Regions from separate parts of the Mus musculus genome. Here regions 2, 3 and 4 are each linked to region 1. A link is a loop called in an ENCODE intact Hi-C map of the cell type or tissue named here. Cell type or tissue: left cerebral cortex. All regions are shown on one strand. Links, peaks and the distances in the headings refer to the core of each region. The heading gives the core; the rest is flanking DNA. Region 1 holds the start of Slc9a4 (solute carrier family 9 (sodium/hydrogen exchanger), member 4). Region 2 overlaps Tmem182 (transmembrane protein 182). Region 3 has its middle 23 kb from the start of Slc9a2. Region 4 overlaps Slc9a2 (solute carrier family 9 (sodium/hydrogen exchanger), member 2).

Region 1 (5,045 bases), core at 681-4,680:
CATCCATCCTTTAATATAGCCAATCAAAATCCTTTGCAATCAGGTTCCCTTTTCCTGTCTTGCTCATCTGTTTTTCCTGCTTGAATTGTCCTTATTATTTGCCTTTCAGACTTTGATGCTAAGCCTTTCCCATTCCCCACCAGAAGAATTAATGTCTTCCTCGAAACTACCAGAACAATTTATCTCCCTAATGCTTGTTTAGTAACAATGATCCCAATCTACAACATGTGTACATTACTTACCTGCACTAGTTTATAAATTTCCCCAAATTAAATAGATGATTTATGTCATTACATTACTTAGCAAAAACCCACATCTCAGTCTGTGTGATAGCTGGCTGTAAAACTGTACAACTGAATGAACTAACTGGTCATCAGGGATGCTTTCATGTGGACAGTAACCAGGTGCTTCTGGAAACACTAAGATTCTCAGAGTTGGATAACAGAATGAGAAGCATTGTAGAGAGGGGAGCTTGGGGTAGGATTGGTCCTGGCAGACACTTCTCCCCCTCATTGAGAGATGATCCACTTGGCTTGAGCAAACTGTGGATTGGGAAAATTAAGGAGAAGTTGGAAGATGATGTTGTCCCATATAGTGGAGAGCTTAACTTCCAAATTAATTAAGGTAGATTTCTTTCCATACACTATGAGGAACCAGTGAATGTCTCCTTGGAGAATTTTACATTTAGCTGTATAAAGAGAAGATGTGGGTCCCCCACTGCACCATTTTGAACTTATGTTCTATGCATAAGCAGGTTGATGCAGTTGAGCATAATTTTCACCAAAAGACATTACTCTCAGCAAGACTTCACTGTGTTAAGACCAGCTCAAGACCTTCTAAAGCCCTATATTCTTTGTTTTCTAATCACAACTTCCTTGGTCTCTTTTTGTCCTTCTTCGCCAGCTATATTTTTGCCTTTCAATTGATGTTTATTTTAATCAAAATTAACTTCTAAATTATGTCATGGCATAGAGGAGCCTAGAATGTGTTTTCTTGGGCCTGTGTTTCACCATTCCAGTCTTGTTTCCTTGAACTGGGAGCTCCCTGAAATGGATCCAGTGTCTGCCTGCCTTAAGGCAAAGTAGACCTGTGGGGCTGTGGCAGGAACAGGCCACAGGCTCGTCACATTGCAGTGAAAAGGACTTGGTGCATTTTACACTTTGAAACACCTGCCCACTATCATGAAGGGCAGCAGAGTTGCAGAGGCAGTTACTTTCAACTCTTACAATTCCAGTGTTTCAAAGGGAAATGCAAAGAAACAACATCCCATCCCCAGAAGTGGAAGATTCCATTTCATTTCAATGTTATTCTTCCAGATGTTTCCAGGAACAGTTCCCATAATATTCTAAGAAGAAAAAGAACTTGCAAAGTCAGAAGTGACTTTAATTATTTTTGTTGTATAATATCTGTGTAAGCAAACTGCTAGAGATGTCTCCCAACTAACAAAATTACAGTTCTGTGGCTAGGAATGAGTAAAAGACTATGTTAGAAAATAAATGTTATCTACAGGGGAACACCAGGGCCAAGAAGTGGGAGTGGGTGGGTAGGGGAGCAGGGTTGGGGGAAGGTATAGGGGACTTTCAGGATAGCATTTGAAATGTAAATGAAGAAAATACCTAATAAAAAGGGGGGGGAAGGGGAATGTTATGTAGTCTTCAGTATTTCCTGAATACTGTACACTTTACATTTTATATTCTTTTAAACATATAGCATAAGATTTTTATATGACAAAGAAAACACATGGTTATCTTTTTGAAATATGAAGTCAAAACCATGCAGGACCTGGAAGTATGCGTTTAAATTTCAAACACAATCCTGAAACATTAAACAGCCACACTTCAGGGAAATGCGCACTACAAGTAGCAGTTACTGTCTACTTAACTCATCGTAGTCTGTCATGTAAGAGATGTTCATACATGACAACTCAGGTAAGAAACAATCCTCCCTCAACCTGTGCTAGAGGACTTACCTATCTTGGCAAGAGATGCGAGCAGTATCCAGAGGGTGACTTCATAAGGGATTTGAACATAGTCATAATCCAGTTCAAAAACAGATATCCCTTCATCGGGGTCTGAGCTAGAAGCAGCAAACCGAGCATCAGGTGCCTGCTGGGCAGTGGGATTGGAGGACTCATTAACATACGATGTTGCTTCGGAACGTGTAAGGACCGCCAGCAGTAGTAACCAGTTCCATAAACGAAAAGCCATAAACATTGCAGGACCCATGCCTGTGCGACTCTGACTTCGCACCTGGGTCCTGATGTATGCCACGCCTCTGCGGCACAGGTGAGTTTCCAGCTGCACTATCTGACCGAGAGGCAATCTATTTGCAATCCAGAAGTCATTTCCAAAGAGGTCCGGTGCGATGACTCTGCAGGTGCGTCCTTTCAAATCTTCTTAAAATCTACTGTGTTCAGGCAGCTCAGTTCTGGGCTCAAAGAGATATCTATAAAGAGAAATCAATCCCTCTTCATTCGAAACTGTTTCCTCATTCTCTGAACACTGGCTTCATCTTGTGAGTGTAAATTGGGAAGAGACTCATTCCGAGAAACACTGAAGTCCTTTATAAGGAAAGGATTCCTTTCTGCCCTGTTGGATCCCAGGAAGGAGCCACCTGTCCCACACCTGAGCCTCCTCACCTCCCGAGATTCTGTCTCACCTGTTTTGAACCGGTCAAAGCCGCAGGTAGCTTTTGAACCACACTTTAATTATTTGCTTTGATTTGACTTTTGTAATGAAATGCTTGTTCCGAAGGTTCTTGGCAGGCTACACTACTGACACCTAGTGGGCACCTGCAACATATCAGCCTTTGTGGCTGATAAGGACCAAGTTGCTGTCTGTTGGGTTAGCGCTCAAACCAAAGTATTTTTGAGGATGAAGAGCTGTTAGGAATTGCGCCAGGCCATGAGGACGAAATAGCACTGTCCTGGAAGACCCATAAGACTGTCTTCACAGACAAGGGAGGAGGAAGTGGCAAAGCAATGAAGATAATGAATACTTGATTTCCTGGCCAATAAATTATGGAAGAAACAAAGCTCCAGCTTTCTCTAAGCTCCACAGTGAGTTTCTCAAAGGGAAGAAACCAAAATGAGAAACTTCATGAATGTGTCTGAAAACTCAGTTGGAAAAATGTTCTCAAATACTCAAACCCAGTAGCTAACCATTGTGCCATTGTGCTCTGTCTGTACAAAAGAAGTGTCTACACAGCCTAGCTATGAGGTCCAGAATGGATTTTGTCAAAGGTTCTTTATCTGGAAGTGGGTAGTTGCATTGGGCCAGTGGAGCAGATAGGACAGTAAATAAAATTGAGAAGAAGAGGAGGAGGAGAAGGAGGAGGAAGAGGAGGAGGGGAGAGAAGGAACTTCAAAAGGCCCAAATTGCCTACAGATTTAATGTGTATTTTTCTAAAGACAACTGAAGCAAGGATGTAAAAACAACTAACGAGCTCTGCTTGAGGCCACAGCATCACTTTGAACTTTACCACGTCATCTCCCTTCCTTGTCAATTGCACCTTACAAAACCACCTTTTGATCCACTTACAAATGGAAATTATTTTTTTAAAGACTATTTATTTTATGTATATGAGTACACTATAGCTGTCTACAGACACAACAGAAGAGGGCATCAGATCCCATTACAGATGGTTGTGAGTCACCATATGGTTGCTGGGATTTGAACTCAGGACCTCTGGAAGAGCAGTCAGTGCTCTTAACCCCTGAGCTATCTCTCCAGCCTGGAAATCCTTTAAGACAGAAGATAGAAAGTAACAGCATGGAACGTAAATAGAACAACAACAGCATGGTCAGAGGGATGGGTTAGTTTTACAAATAGCCACTAGGTAGCATTTGATGTAACTATGAATTTCATTGGACATACAGGGGCTATCTTAGACAAAGGAAAGCATCAAGCAGATAGGTAAGCGTGTGTCAACCATGGATTTACAAAGTACAATTAACTCCAGGGAGAGAAGTTGGATTAATTTCAACATAATGTAATATGATAGGATGAAAGTCAAAGTCATACAGATCTCTTAAATAAACTGAGAAAAAAGAAACAGACCAAATCAACATGTTTTCATTTTTAAAAAAACAGACTAAATATCCCAAAAGCTGTTGCCTGTATGTTGGATATGTTCTTCTAACTGGGCTGCCTCATCTGGCCTCAGTGGGAGAGGAAATGCCTTGCAGAGACTTGAAGTACCAGGGTGTGGAGCGGGTGGGGGAAATACCCACCCAGGAAGAGTCCCACCTGCTCAGAGGAGAAGAGGAAGGAATGGGCAAAAAATAGTGGGAGGGGGTGACCAGAATCAGGGCAGTGAGCAGGATATAAAGTGAATAAGTACAAATAAATAAATAAATAAATAAATAAATAAATAAATAAATCAGGGCAGTGAGCAGGATATAAAGTGAATAAGTACAAATAAATAAATAAATAAGGTGGGAACAGCCACCAAAATGGGAGAAGAGGGAGATTCCTGATATAACATTCACAAGCAATAATTTATTTCTTGTCAAAAACTGACATTTTCTCCCAATCAAGCTGTTCCATTGAACACACCATGCAGGCTCTATCCAGGGTGGTTAAGCAATAAAGAAAAGGATACCCAGGTTGGCTTGAGAAAATAAAATTCTTCCTATATACATATGATATAATCTTTTTAATGGGGAATCATTAATAATTGACTAAAAAACTGTTAGATCTACTTAAGGAGCTTGTTACCAGAGTAGTCAGAACCAGTTCCTGGGTCCTGGCAGGCCTGACAGGCTAAGCTCAGACACCTGTCCCACTATACCAGTGAGATAAGCAATATTGAAAAGCAGAGAGAGGAGATGTATTCAGTGTCAGAGAGATGTGATGTATTCAATGTCAGAGAGAGGAGATGTATTCAATGTCAGAGAGAGGAGATGTATTCAATGTGGCCATGTGGGGGAAAGAACAGAGGTCCCATGACACTGTCACCCCCCCCCCCGCCCCCCATCCACCACATCCATCTTCTGAGGTTCTGATGTGATGTTTGGTTTTAACAGAGGGCGAGAAAGCTGCATC
Region 2 (5,045 bases), core at 362-4,361, 260 kb before region 1:
ACACTAACCCTGACCTTTAATCAGAGCTCTTGATGGTTGCTATTGAACAATTAGCTTGGGGGGGGGGTCATTTTGTGATCAGTTGTTTTGGGGTCCTTCATTTGAAAATAATTCAATTTTTCTCATTCAGAGAACATAAAGTAACATATGAATCAGTATGAAATACATGCAGGTGTAATTATAAAACACCTGTGAACTAGCCTCTGACCTAGAAACCAGAACATTACTCATGCTTGTGTCCATTTGGCTGTGATTCCTTTGGAAGGAGATATGTTCCTCCAATATTTAAGGACCATTTCTAGCATTTCATTGAAAATATTAATATTTACAGGTAAAAGAAAGAACTAGGTGGCACAGGGATGGCTGCCTGAGAACAGGCAGTGATTCAGATGAAATCTCAAAGTCCCTTACTATAGCAGGTTAAAATTTAAATTAACATACTACATATAATCATCTTAGGATACCACCACATTTACAAGCCTGTTGTCACGTGGTTTAACGACATCCTGACTACCTAAAACACGTCAGTGTTTGAGGCCTCTGTGCACTTCCACAAGATGTGTGTGCCCTACCAACGGGGACTCATACAAGCTGACCCCCCTCCCACAGCTAGTTCTACTGCCAAGTTCAATCCTTTATATGTTATAAAAAGAGAAAGGGGAAGTCTGCCAACTGCACATTGGCTAGATGATAATACTTCTCATTATATTCTAATGCATTTTCCAAGTAATTTCATAAAAATTGCATTCATTAAAACTAAGACTGCTTTTCTGGGCAAACAAGCTAAGTGTCCTTTAAAATATGTTAAATTGTGTTTTATAATAATTTGTTGTTTCTTTTTTACACTAATGGGTTATTGCTTTCTATTAGGATCAAATGATGCTCTGTTTAATGTATCCTATTTTGGAAGTTTAAAACAACTGATACATTGTGTCCAACACTCTTGATCTTGATTCTTCTGCATTCATTCTTCTGACACTTCACTTCTGGTGTTTCTGCAGCCTTTTGAGTTAGTCCTAACTGCTCTTGCATTTATAATCCGTTTACCAATCTCCCTAGCTGATATTCACCTGGCACACTGTGCCCTCCTCCTATCATTCTCTGGAGTCATGATTTTTATCTTGTCAGTCGACCCTGTCTATCAACTACATACAGGGCTTCCCAAACACATATGATAATTTTCAGCATTAAACATTCCTGTGCTGAATACAATGAACTGCATTGAAAAATAGGAATTAACAGAGAATTCTCCACAAGCATTCAAGTTGCAAGGGTGACTCACTCCAAGGGTGATTTTACTCACAACCACCGAGTTTCAGGATGTGTTTAAAAGGTACTAGTCTGGATTTTGACAACTCTAACTTTCATCTCACGTTCCTGGCTGCAAAGATTTCCACTTTGAAGTAACTCTATGCATGGTCCTTGCTTCTTCATCTGTTACTTCATTGGTAAGTGGTGATCACTTCCTTATGAGATCTCATATAAGAAAGAGGTCATGGGGAATGAGATGACGACGCACAGCAGCCAGCACTGTGCTGGGAACATGTTCTCCCTCAGAAGCATCAGCTAACATCATCATCACCATCACCACTATCACCATCATCACCACCACCACCACCATCATCACCATCATCATCATCAGGAGTTGACATGAGTTAGTTCTGACAGCTAGGGAATGATATCTGCAGTGTTCTACAGCACCAGAGAATTTCATGTGACCCTGCTGTTGTCTGGAAGAAAAACAATCAGCTCATCCTGGCTCCTTCGGGCTCTGAGACCTTAGGGGCAGTGGTTCTCAGTCTTCCTAATGTTTCCTAATACAGTTCCTCATGTTGTGGTGATCCCCCAACCATAAAATCATTTTCCTTGCTACCTCATAATAGTAATTTTGCTACTGTTATTATCTGTAATGTAAATATCTGTGTTTTCTAACTGTCTTAGGCAACCCCTGTGGAAGGGTTGTTCAACCCCCAGGTTGAGAACCACACTGCCTTGAAAGCTTGACAGTTTGCCTCCCATGTTTTCCCACTTGTGTCCACCAGATGGCACCAGTCCCCCCACAGTCTCATCACCATAGACTTTGGAAAAACACAAACTAATCCAGAGTTGGATGTAACCATCTGCTTTGACTTTCCAGTTAATCAAGTCCCCTCCCCCAACCCAACAGACCTCTCATTACAAGAAGTAAAAATTATTTGTAGAGCAGCTTCTTAGAGGAGATCAATATTGCTGTATCAATGAATCCATACTAAAATATGCTCCGACCAAGCAGAACTTAACCAGATAGGAAAGTGTAAGAAGTTATAAAAGTTAGCAGAAATTTGGTATTTCTCAGTGACTTATTACTCATTGTTTCTCAGCAAAGTGACTGTTCAGGGGGAAATCTGGGATGATAAATAGTATTTGCAGAAACACGTGATCCCTTCCCATTCAGAGTAAGTAGATAAGGGATACACAACCTGTGGAAAGGATAAGGCAAGCCCAGCTCTAGACTAGCCACAATGCATAAAGACCAGCAAAAAAACCTTGCTGTTTCACACATCTGAAGCCCCTGCTGCAAATGCCTAGTTATACAACATAATAATACTGCAATAAATGGTAAAGCCATAGCTATAGTTCTCAGAACAGTGACAGTTTCCAGAGGGATGTTGAAGCTATAAGAAACATCCTTCCAACCTGAAGTTCAAGGTTTTCCATAAAAGATTCCCCAAGTTAATACTAGCCTCTTGAGTGTTAGGTATGCCTGAACTGAAACCAAGCCATGACCCAGACTGTCCTCAACAAGGACACACATTCTGTGTTCTGTGGTAGGTGGGAGTGCAGGTGTCTGGTACACTCACAGGATCTCATCTCCACACCTGTTCCTGATTCTTGGATGACTCTGATTCGAGAAGTTTCAAAGAATCCTCTCAGAAATCCTTCTGTGGGGCTTCGGCTCCCTGTTCCCAGAGTGCCATCACTTATGTCATATGGCACCCCATCAAAAAGGGCCTCAAAAAGCAAGTTAGCCACACTAAACACATACAGAGAGAGAGAGAGAGAGAGAGAGAGAGAGAGAGAGAGAGAGAGAGAGAGAGAGAGAGAGAAGCACCTGGGGGAAGGTTGTAACTTTTAAATATTTTTAAAATAAAAAATCTTTGCAGATGGCACTGTCCAAAGACCAAAACCACAGCCTACAGACTGGGCAAAGATCTTCACCAACCCTACATCCAACAGAGGGCTGATATCCAAAACATATAAAGAACTCAAGAAATTAGACATCAACAAACCAAATAACCCAATTTAAAACTGGGATATAGATATAAACAGAGAATTCTCAACAGAGAAATCTCCCATGGTTGAGAGGCACCTAAAGAAATGTTCAACATCCTTACTCATCAGGGAAATTGAAATCTAAAGAACTCTGAGATTCTACCTGATACCCATCGGAATGGCTAGGATCAAAACCTCAAGCAACAGCTCATGCTGCTGAGGATGTGGAGCAAAAGGAACCACTCCTTCATTGCTGGTCGCAGTGCAAACTTGTATAGATGCTATGGAAATCAATTTGGCAGTTTTTCAGAAAAGTGGAAATAATTCTACTCAAGACCCAACTACCCTACTCCTGGGTAGATACTCAAAAGATGCTCCATCATACCATACGGACACTTGCTCAACTATGTTCATAGCAGCTTTACTCGTAATAGCCAGAAACTAAAAACAACTCAGATGACTGTCAAATGAAGAATGGATAAAGAAAATGGCATTCATTTACACAATGGAGTACTACTCAGCTATTAACACCAGGATGCCATGAAATTGGCAAGCAAATGGATGGAACGAGAAAGGATCATTATGAGTGGGGTAACTCAGACCCAGAAAGACAAACATGGTATGTACTGATTAGTGGATATTAGCCATAGAAAACAGGATAGTCATGCTACAATCCATAGACCGAAGCAACAACAAGGAGGGCCCAAGGGAGGATGTTTGAATCTCATTAAGAGGGAATAAAATAGACATCTGGGGTAGAGGAAGGGAGGAATCTGGATGGGAGAAGGAGTAGGGAGAGGTGCAGGAGAGATCAGGCATGGGGAGGACAGAGGGAGAGAGAACTGGAATCAGGTTGGAGGGGGTCGTCTCTGGGATAAGCTAGAAAGCTAGGACAATAGAAACTCGCAAGAGTCTATGACTAAGACTCCTAGCAATGAGAAGTATGGAACCAGAAATGGCTAGCTCTTATAACCAGGCAAGAATTCCAGTGGAGGGATGGGGACACCAACTCAGCCACAAAACCTTTGACCCACAATTTGTCCTGCCTACAAGATGTGTGGGGACAGGAGCCTAACATAACTGTCATCAGAGAAGCTTCTCCCAGCAACAGATGGAAACAGATGCAGAGACCCACAGCCAAACATTAGGTGGAGCTGAGCTTGGTGAAGCTTTTGGAAAAGGAGAAGGAAGGAGTGTAGGAGCCAGGGAGGTCAAGGACACCATAAGAAATCCCACAGAATCAACTAACCTGGGCCCATAGAAGCTCACAGAGACTGAACCACCAACCAGGGAGCATGTGTAGGATGGACCTAGGCCCTCTGCACATGTATAACACATGAGCAGCTTGGCTTTTATGTGGGGCCTCTTACGGCAGGAGCAGGGGCTGTCTCTGACGTTATTGCCTGCTTTTGGATCCCTTTCCCTAAACTGGGCAGCCTTGTCTAGCCCCAACAGGAGAAGATGCTCCTAGTCCTGCTTCAACTTGATATGCCAAAGAGGATTAATATCCACGGGAGGCCTATTCTTTTCTGAGGAGAAAGGGAAGGAGGGTTGGGGAGGGAGAGAGCAGGAGGAGAGGAGGGAGGGGAGGCTGTCATTGGGATATAAAGTAAATACACTAATTACTTTTAAATATATATATAAATCTTGGCTGATCTTTCCTGTGTAGGACTGGGTGAGGCTGACTTCCTTTAGCTCCTATGTGGCAATTGTCTGAAATATCAGACCCAGGATAGCAGGAAGTGCAATTTTGGAAAGCTTTTCCCTGTAGCACTTAGAACACCTGTGTAGGC
Region 3 (5,045 bases), core at 748-4,747, 78 kb before region 1:
AGATGAGACGGTGACCCAAACACTTCTGGTCCAGCTTTTGATTCCTAAGCTTCTAATTTTGGCATCTGAGGGAATCCAATCACACAGAGGAACTGTAGCTTCAGAGTGTGCCAGGAATGCTAAGCAGCAAAGCGGTACGGCTGAACTTCAGTCTTACATATGCACTCATGGGTGCACACTCGGGTGTGTGTGTGTGTGTGTGTGTGTGTGTGTGTGTGTGTGTGTGTGTGTGTGATGTCCTTATCTGTTCCTGTGTGAACGCAGTTCAGAGGTGGTCTTCCAGTCACTTCTCTGTCTTCTTGATATAGTTTTTTCCCTTGAACCTGGAGCCCATTAGTTGGCTGGACTAGCTGGCCCCTGGCATCTGCCTGCCTTTATATTAGCACTGGGGGGCCTGAACTCTGGTCCTCCAGCTTGTATAGAGAGCACTTTTTCCACAGAGCTTTCCTACAACCCCTAGAGATTCTATTTTCAGATATTCATCTATGTCTGTAACCAACCACATAGTTGACATTGGAGACAGAACAAATGAGCAAGCAAACCATTATTTCCCAACTAGTGTGTAGATGATCGGCAAGACCTGCCAGTGTGGTCAATCCACACACCATGTTCAGCAATATCTCTAGATTATAACTCTCCTCTGAACGTGCTTGAAATTTCTTGTTTGTTCTTTTACACCCTAAGTATTGAATATATTAAGCTGTGCTTCTCTCCATAGCTGTCCTTGCACGGTGTCCCACACTTGGATCGGAGCTGAAACTGTGTGCAGACTGGATGGCTGGCATGCTACACGGTGCTTTCCAAGGGCTTTCAAGCTTAGCAAATCCAAACACAGGTGCCCAGTTATCTGAATCAGACAAACAAGGAATGGCTGTTGGGAGTAAGTGCAAGTGTGTGTGTCCTTTGCTAAGCTGAGATTCCATTTTACCTGGGAACCCCATCAGGAAAAGCAACTGAAGGGAGATTCCTAGGAAATGTTGTGCTAAGATACTTTGTATTCTCTCCACCAAGAGTACAGCCTTAATTCTAGGAGTGCTTGTTAACATCCATAAGACTCAGTTGGCTTTATATTAGTCTGCCCAGTGCTTGCCCAGTTTAAGGCCACAGGTGAGGCCGGTGAGGAGACAGTTTGCAGAGCATACTGTGGTTGTGAGCCTTCTTTACCTCTCTGTGGGCTCTGTTTTCCTTCCTCCTGGGGCTTCTGCTTTATTGTTGTTATCTTCTTTGGTTCTGTATCATTTTTAGCACTCTTTAAAAGATTGGGGGAGGAGGTGTGTAAGAAAAATAAATAGGCAGAGCCAGCAGCCTTACAAAAATAGCCCAGTAATTCGATATGGAAGCCGTTGTTTTGAATTCCATCTACAATGGTTTGCAGCTCCAGGTCTGCGTCTTGCTGCATGAGGGAGCACAGCATAGTCTGACGGTGTTCCCAGAGACAGAGCCCCCACCAAGATAGTCTGACGGTGCTCCCAGAGACAGAGCCCCACCAAGATAGTCTGACGGTGTTCCAAGAGACAGAGCCCCACCAAGATAGTCTGACGGTGTTCCCAGAGACAGAGCCCCACCAAGGACTGGGAAGCAAGGGCGAGTGTGTTTTCATTCCTTTCCCTCTCAGAGGAAAAGCGTGTTTTAGTTCTGCAGCTGATACTTCCTAATGCTTCCCTTCCAACGCGCTCTATTACCAGCTCTAAAAGCATCCTAGTTTTGTTTAGATAATATCAGTATTAATATGACATCTATATTCAAATAAATATCTCCTCTCCTGGGTCGCCCCCCCCCCCCATCTCTTTTAAGCTTTATCAGTTTTCAGATAAGCAATTTTGTACTTCCTTGTTCAACGGGGAAACGTGATCACAGTCCACGTGGGATCTTTCAGTGCAGTGCAGCCCTGGAAATGAAGTTAATTGGGCCGGTTCAGTCGGTGCAAAGGTTGAAGGCAGGATGATGTTTGAAGCATCTTAAGGCTCCCAGCTGTTCCGTCGTCTCAAGCGTCAGAGTTTACGATGCGGTGGCGGTATCACTCTCTTCTTTACTAGGATTGAGTGTTTTTGCATTCAATTTTTAAAATAACTATCACTTTCAATATGTGCTCAAAAGCAGTCTCTTTCATTTCCCCTAACTTTACCGGAAGAACAGAGAAAGTTGGAGAGACTGGAACCCTGTTAATGGCTCCATCCATCTGTCCACAACCAGAAAAAAAAAAAGAGTAATAAAAAGTACGAAGAACAGCTTAGAAATCTTAAGTATCCCAGTGCCCTTTCTGCTCACATATGGAGTAAAGGGTTAAGGTGCTGGTTTGCTTGTTAAAGTAAAATTAGAAGGACATGAGCTCAGATCCTCCAAGACCCATGCAAAAAATATGGATGCGTGCCTGGAATGCTGGCTCTAAAGAGGTAGAAACCATCAGGATCCCAGGTGGGTGAGCCTAAGGCTTAATGGGAAACTCTGTCTCCAAACATGGAGAGCTACAGAGAACACCTCATGTCAAGCTCTACGCTCAAAAGCACTCGCACACGCACACGCGCATGCACATGCACACACACACACACACACACACACAAGCACACACAGGAACACACATCACACACAAGAGCACACAAACGAAGATATACAAATGCAGAATAAGTAATAAAGTGTGTTAAGTGTAGTAATACAAGCTGATGTGCAGTATAAAACTTTGAATTCTCTGAGAAATGGCAAACAAGTAAAATCATTTAAAGTGGTGACGCCTGGGCCCTGACTATAGTCACAGAAAGTCAAGCTCAGACAAGGAGACGGGCTGAGCTGTACTCTCACACTGACAGCGCAGTGGTGCGGATCCTAATCCTTTCCAAATGCTGACCCACCTTTGATGGCCTTTGCTACTGAGCTCCAGATTGGCCAGAGCTCATATTTCAGTGTGAACATAACCTGCATTAGAATCAGTCTGCACATTGCACTTTCTGGTTTCATCAACAGGGGTCACTGTGGCACTATTACTAGTAACGTTTGGTCTACTCAGGCTGCCAAGCAATGGGATCGTGCATTCAGTCAGTCAACAACCATTTATTGCACGGCATGAAACAACACTGCCAAGCAGTAGGGATAAGGTGGTATATGAAGAAGATAGTCCGGACAGCACTGAAAAGAGGAGGAAGAGAAAAAAAGAAGAAAGGTTTAAATATACTAAAACAAAAAGTACAGGTGAGAACATTGGCAGAAGCATCAGCGACCTTAGTTTCAGTACACTGACTACACACATCACAGGATGACTTCACAGAATAACATAGAAGAACGAATCACCACAAATCTTGTTTTTGAGAAATAAACTAACATGTTGTTATTAATCTTTATGAAGGAGGTTACCCTATAGCCATCAAGTTTCTCAACCATGTTTGGTGATATGTTGAAAATGTCTGTCTCAAATCAATGCCACCCAACACTGGATAGCTGCTGACATCATTTGGCTTTCCCACAGAGCCAGATTCACAGCCACAATCAGGAAACTTGCCTCTACAGTGTCTTCAGTTATGATCATCACTTGGATGCCAGCATTGAAAAGTGAGTTTTATGAATGACTTTTGAAAATATGTGTCAGGGAAGTGGTACTATTCTTTGCTTGGAAACAAATTGTATCGGCTGAATATAGAGCCTGTTGGTGCTTCCTTTTAAGGAAACACAGTAATTTCCAGCTTCTTCCTTTTAGAACACTGCCAGCCATCATCTGTGGGTCTTGAAAACAAGAACTGGCTTAATGTCAATAGAGTTGAAGCCACCTTTTCAGTGGCTAACTTCTTTCACCCGATTAACTAAGCAAACAAAACGAAAGGTAGTTTGATTAGCCTTGGGTTCCACTGAGATAAATGGCCTCCCTCAGAGGCTTGGTCAAGAACAGAACCAGTCTCTGCCTCCCCACCCTGTTTTACAATTGATAACAAGCACTGATTGTGGCAGGAAAGTCACTATCCCTCGGTCTCTGTTCTCATTACAAGGGTAGGTGAATGACCTGGCTTTATGATTTCCTTCTCAAGGGAAATGGTGCCTCTTCACAAATGTCAGCCTGTGAAGAAGGCTTAGTGGGTAAAATGCTTAGCACGCAAGATGTGGAACTGTGCTCAGATATGCAGCACCCACATAAATAGCAGGGCATGGTGACACACATCGAAGACCCCAGTGCTCGGGAGTAGAGATAGGATTCTCCAGACATTGCTGGTCAGCCAATCTAGGGGAACCAGTGAGCTCCAGGCTCACAGGTTCAGTGAGAGACCCTGTCTCAAAACATAAGGTGGAGCAGACAAACAAATAATGATAAAAACAAATAATAAATACAATAAATAATAAGTAATAAAGAGCTCCAGGCCATTCTGGCTATATAGTAGGAGTGGAGCCGGCCAAAGTAATATAAGGAGACCCTATCATTTAAAAAGGGAAAAGAAATAAAGAGAGGAAGGGAGGAAGGAAGGAAGGGAGGGAGGGAGGGAGGGAGGGAGGGAGGGAGGGAGGGAGGGAGGAAGGAAGGAAGGAAGGGTAGAGAATTATTGATCACACACTCTGTATAGACACCTAGCCTCCACATTATGTACATGTACCTTTATGCACAAGTGCATGCACAGGAACATACAATACACATATATGACACACACACACAAGCATACACATGCACACACACATACACCAACACCTACATATGAAAATAAAAATGTGTAAGCAAGGGGAAAAGGGTCCATCTTCATTCATAGTAAATGATGCAAATGGAAAAAAAAACTCTTCTTCTAGTGAATCACTTTTCAGCTTGAAGGAGCTAGTGTTGGTGAATACATGAACAGAACCTCTACCTCCAGCTGCAGTTGAGGACCAAGGAAACTGGCAGAAACTGGTTGAGAAATCAATATAGCAGAAGTTATAGCAGCCATAAGGAGCTAGAACCTTAAGCAACAGCAATTGGTAATGGGATGGTAGTATGGAGTGCTTTTAATGTCTGAGTCTACATAGTGAGAGAGAAAAAAATTTTTTTAATTATAGAACTAAACCAGATGTGGTATCTCATGCTTATAGGCAGAACGTTT
Region 4 (5,045 bases), core at 629-4,628, 190 kb before region 1:
TCATTCTAAGAACCAAAGAGTATTTCTGGATCTATAGCCAGTGTCAAACCTTACATAGCCTGTTTCCCCCACACCCCCCCAAATGGATATCAAATTTTCCCATCTTCACTGCTATGATGCTTTGAGTTTGAGGTACTAAAGCAAGTGCAGGGTGAACTTCCCTATTCTGCTTCCCAATTTTACTAACAGGTTTATTCTGTTGTCCCAAGTTAAGAACATTCACCTGTGTGATAACAAGCTGACAGCAAGCATGTCCTAGCTTCCCTTTGGCAGATCTAAGCTGCATCCTTAGACCAGTGGGACCTAGAGGAACACAAGCAATGTATGTCCACACGGTTGATGTAATAGCCAAGATGGCTGCTAAGTCCCTAGCTAAGGACTGGCTCGATACTTCACAAGTTGACAATGCTCTTGCAGAGGTTCATGTCTATATCACCCTTTTCTACTGTGACTGGCATCAAGTAATCATCAAAAGAAGCAACAACAGAGAAAAGGCCAACATCAAATTTATCTTATTGACTTTGTCATCAGATTAAAAACTGACAACTAAGATAAAACTACTTGGGCATTCCTTTTCTAAAATTTATAGCATTACTCATTTATTAGGATGTTTTCCTTAGTGAAAGCTGAATTTGTGTCGATTTAGCCCGAAATGTCACCACATGCTGGCTTATGGTTCTTCCTTCAGTTTCAGAAAGTTATTACTCTTTGTAATATTTATTAACATAGAAAACCAGTAAAATTATATGTAGGTTATTTTTAACTTCTGTCTTCCTTGCCAGAAGTCATAAACCATTATTAGTATGCACAGTGATGATGTATTTTGGAAAACAAACATCATAGCATTTTATGAATTCTATCTCTATAGTAAAAATACCTATAAAAGTTTTGATTTCTTCTCAGAAGAAATACATGGTTTATAAAAATATAGTCATTTAAAATGGAGATTGTTTGTTTGTTTGTTTTGGCACGGAGTTCTAAGCATGTAGCTTTCCAATTGTGTTTTCATGTTTTCCCATGAATCTATCTTGGACTTCTGGGGAGGGAAGGACATGTTTTAACTGTGTGTGCATTATTTTCAGGCTCACATGATGGCCTAGCAGCCTCTTAAGACAAGAACACAAGAAACGCTACGTTAATTGTAGTGGAGAAAGGAGCCACAGAGCTGCTCCTATGTTCACTCAGGCATGTCCTTACCCTCTGTCCTAGTTAAGCTTGTTGTCAACTTGACACAATTTAGATTCACCTGGGAAGAAGGAGTCTCAATTGAAGAATTGCCTGGATCAGACTGGCCCGAGGCCAGCCATGCCTGAGCACAGTCCATCCCTGAGGGTAGCCAGGGCAAGAACTGAAGCAAAAACAAAGGGGGAGGTTCCAGGCTTGCTTTTCAGGTTTGTGCTTAATTTGCTTGCTTTATGCAGCCAAGGCTCAGCTACTCCAAGGCATGGTGTGGGTCCCAGTGGGCTGGGGCTTCCCACAGCAGTCACCAACAATGACAGTCTTCTGCCCCCGGGACTTTTAAGTCAGAGTGGGTTATCACAGCTCCTACAAAGCAAAGGGTCCTTCCAAGCTACTTTGTATCCTTTGTTGTGGCCAAGAGATCTCTGGTAACAACTATAGTACTGGCTTCATTTAAAATGTAAACCCAGGAAAGTGTTAAAGAAGAAATTCCGAAAACACATGAGAAGTCAATAAATCTCCTGCAGCTCGAGAGACATTGGTTTAAATATGAATCTTTAATAATTAATAAATCTGCAGCTTAAGAGACATTGGTTTAAATATGAACCTTTAGTGATTGCGTCCCACCGTTTCTCCCTGCCATACTCCTAAGAAGTATTCCAGAGAATAGAATCTAATTCTTAATGAAAGATTTGAGTCACTACATTATCAAAGGCGAAAGAGGTAACAAATTAAGGACTAGTGCAAAAAGCGGGGGTTTTCTCCAAAGAGCTTCCTCATCCAAAGTCAAACCCAAAGACTCACCATTTCCTTCAACACTGGAAGGCGGTCTGTATAAGCGTTGATCCTTCCCCGCTTGCAGCTCTGAATGCACTACAGGACAATTTTATTAAAGCGGGTGATCCTGGATCCCTAATGAAAGGAACCACCTCCCTTTCCTCCCAGCCCCACACAACATAAAACCCAAGCGGTCTCTAGTGGCTGCCATGTCCACAATGGCCACAAGAGGTCCTCACTGGTAGGACTTCTCAGAAGCTGCCACCAAGTCTTTAAACACTATGGGCTGATTTTTGCCCGAGTGAATCTGTCTGTACCTAGACAAAAAGGGGGGTGTGGTGAGGTGGCAGGTGGAGAGTGCATGTTACTCCAAAGCCAGGAAAAACACAGAAATGGACCAAGAGCAGCCTGAACCTCATTGTTTTAAAGTTGTACAGGGACTTCCCACCCACACTCTGAGAGTCACACCATTTCATGTGCCTACCCATTCCAACCTGTGCCCTATTACTGTCAGTCAAAGCCTCTTCTAGGGACAATGTTCTTCTTCACTGAGTCCTTCAGCTCAGCATGGAAATGGTAGGATCTGGAACTTAGGACCCACCTCTAGGAGTTGACCCTCACCCCCTTGGAAAAATATTCTCGACACTTTTGGTGTCATTCCCTTAAAAAAAATCACTACAGATAAACACATTTTTTTCATAAATAAATCTGAGGCATATTTGTAATATATTAAAATTTTCACCAACAAAGGCGCGTTAAAATTTTCAAGTTCTGTCATTCAAGTTCAGTAAAGGCACACTTTTTTTTTCTTTCAGGCCTTGAAAGAATACATTTACTAGCCAAAAGTCACAAAAGTCATTTTGTGGGACTTCCTCTTCTTGGGATAGATAAGCAGCGCTCCTCCTGGGAATCAGTGGCTTGACTCTACTTCCCAAAGAATGCCTCTAGGTAGAGGATTTTAAATGGTAGATCAGGTTTGAGTAACAAGTCACAGCCATGCTAGCCCATTCACCCCAAGTCGGCTTTGGCTTCTTATCATGGCTTTTCATTGCCAAGGCGGCCTTTCCTGTTCCCGGGTTCTGACGCTCGTCGCACCAACCTTGGTGGGGGCTTGGGTGGAACGTCTTCAGTCAAACTGTCTTCCCTACCCCGGCCAAACCGTTGGTCTTTGGAGAGCAGGGGCTGCCTCAGCAACCCCGGTGTTTGGGTGCCCCCGTCTTTACTGCGGGGCGCTGGAGAGACGCTGGGGGGCACTCGCACAGAACCCACATCCACCTCGTTCTTCCATTCCATTTTGTAGGCCTGGGAGGCTTTCTTTGAGAACTGATCTGGCAAGAAGCGCCTGGTCCTGGGCTGCAAATTGAGCACAGTGGTTCCAACATCTGGGTCCGAGTCGCTGCTATTTCCATCTGTCACAGAATAGAAGGGCAGTGTGGGCAAGCAGAGCACAGAGATAGCACAAGTCACAGCAAAGCCCCATGGAGTCCCATCCCCTCCTGGGGGAGTTTGGGGAATGGGAAAGTCAGAAATCTCACTCTAACTCCAGCTGAGTGACCTTGAATATCTGTGTCACAAGAGCGTGCCCGTGCTAATTTTGAAGCGCTTACTTTAACTGCTAAATACATTTCCCCACTGACCGTATTTCATCACCTCCCCCCTACTTTTATAGTGAGGTTGTAGGTCCAACAGATATTAGCAAGTAAGTATTGGGGCCGAAATTCAGCCTGAGAAACTCTGGCTCTGTTTTCAGCTGCTGCTAGGATCCTTCTAAGAAGGCTCAGCTCTGTCTCTGACACTGGCAAGCAACCTGACAGAATTTTCTGCTACTTAGACTCATCTCTTCATCTGGAATTTCACGTGGATATTTGCGTTCTGTGTGCCCACAGAAGCACCCAAGCATTAACGTATACTTACTAAGCCCAAGGGAGAAGTTTGAGTAAACATTAGACCTCCTGTCTGGGGGCTGGAAATTATGGGAAGACCACTGCTGGGAACCAGCCCTTGCCTACCAGCTGGCATGACCAGAATTGAATGTTTCTCTCAAAACACAGGCAGGGGTAACAAGACAGTCGCTATCTTGCCCTCTGTTTCCCTGCTTCTTGTTTCTCAACTCTCCCTCCATTCCCACAAGTAACCTCTTCTTAATGAACGGAAACAAACAGAAACAAACAAACAAAAAAACCCAAAATCTAAAACAAACAAACAAACAAACAAAAACAACCAAACAAAGGTGCTTGCAAAAGTGTCTGAATTGTTGCCTCCCATAAATTAGCAAAACAGAATCCTAACGTAATGCTGTGGTTTACGGAGAAGAGCTTGTGTGTGTGCATGAGATTATCATCAAACAAGGAGGTTAAATCTATGGTCCACTCCATGAAAACACATTAGAATTAGTGTACGAATGTAAATGCTGTATATCTTTCTATTTACAACTTTGTATTTGATGCTGAATATGTCCACAGTAAAAGGACTTGCCTTTGCTATAATTAAAGAATCATTCAGAAAACCACGGGATTAGATTATTTATACTATACACAGGCATCTGTCCAATAAGGCCACAATGCTAACTCAGGACACCCTGGTGTTGCTTGAGCTTCACAAGGGATTGGGTTCATCCTTAACGAAGAAAGCGAGACAGTTTTGTTTCATAAGCATCCACAAACAGGCCGGAAGGCGTCTCTCCTCCGGGCAGAATCCTTACCTGCATTTGAAACCTTCTTCTTCTTCTGCAGCTTCTCTGGAAGCTTTGTGTTCTTAGGTAAGGATAAATATCGGGAGGTTGAAGTGGAAGCCTGGGAAAGAAAGTGTTATTCAGATGACAGAAATGCCAGCGACTGTCTGCCGGAAGCTACATTTGTATGACAAAACTAGATTTTAAATATAAAATGGGTGGAGCCATGCAGGCAGACCTATGGACCCTGAATATTTGAGATAGAATGATTGGGAGTTCAAAGGCACCCTTGGCTAATTATATAGGGAGTTCAAGGCCAGCCTGGGTTACATAAGATTTTAAGCAAATGAAACAAAAGCAAAAGAAAGTCTATAAAAGGAATAAATTGTTATTTGTCTTCTTTTCTTAAGGTATGTCT

Evidence for each region. Hi-C counts contacts between places; a loop is a spot of excess contacts. Peaks named below come from ENCODE experiments on the same cell type or tissue, not always from the same donor. Only the 100,000 strongest peaks of a DNase experiment are listed, where the experiment ranks them.
Region 2: it touches region 1 in a loop (11-fold over the local background); 8 of 42 quality-filtered maps call a loop at or near these places.
Region 3: a loop joins it to region 1, with 13 times the contacts of the local background. A loop is called at or near these places in 24 of 42 quality-filtered maps.
Region 4: a loop joins it to region 1, with 9 times the contacts of the local background. A loop is called at or near these places in 28 of 42 quality-filtered maps.

The regions. Positions count from the first base shown.
Region 1 is chr1:40,577,696-40,582,740 of GRCm38, reverse strand. Slc9a4 (solute carrier family 9 (sodium/hydrogen exchanger), member 4) reads right to left here and starts at 2,514. Exons shown (of 12, transcript NM_177084.3): 1 at 1,970-2,514. The coding sequence starts at 2,225. Gm35801 (predicted gene, 35801) reads left to right here and starts at 2,079. Exons shown (of 2, transcript NR_168311.1): 1 at 2,079-2,285. In left cerebral cortex, for the core only: a CTCF peak has its summit at 2,783 (motif pointing left); a DNase peak (open chromatin) is centred at 2,773.
Region 2 is chr1:40,841,831-40,846,875 of GRCm38, reverse strand. The region is part of intron 4 of Tmem182 (transmembrane protein 182); the gene reads right to left. Among named protein-coding and RNA genes, the nearest start is that of Tmem182, 39 kb to the right of the region's middle. In left cerebral cortex, for the core only: a CTCF peak has its summit at 2,041 (motif pointing right); a DNase peak (open chromatin) is centred at 2,052.
Region 3 is chr1:40,656,090-40,661,134 of GRCm38, reverse strand. No RefSeq gene overlaps it. Among named protein-coding and RNA genes, the nearest start is that of Slc9a2, 23 kb to the left of the region's middle. In left cerebral cortex, for the core only: a CTCF peak has its summit at 2,940; a DNase peak (open chromatin) is centred at 2,960.
Region 4 is chr1:40,765,946-40,770,990 of GRCm38, reverse strand. It overlaps Slc9a2 (solute carrier family 9 (sodium/hydrogen exchanger), member 2), which reads right to left. Exons shown (of 12, transcript NM_001033289.2): 11 at 4,658-4,748; 12 at 2,106-3,365. The coding sequence ends at 2,992. Among named protein-coding and RNA genes, the nearest start is that of Gm37915, 2.8 kb to the left of the region's middle. In left cerebral cortex, for the core only: a CTCF peak has its summit at 2,175 (motif pointing right); a DNase peak (open chromatin) is centred at 2,188.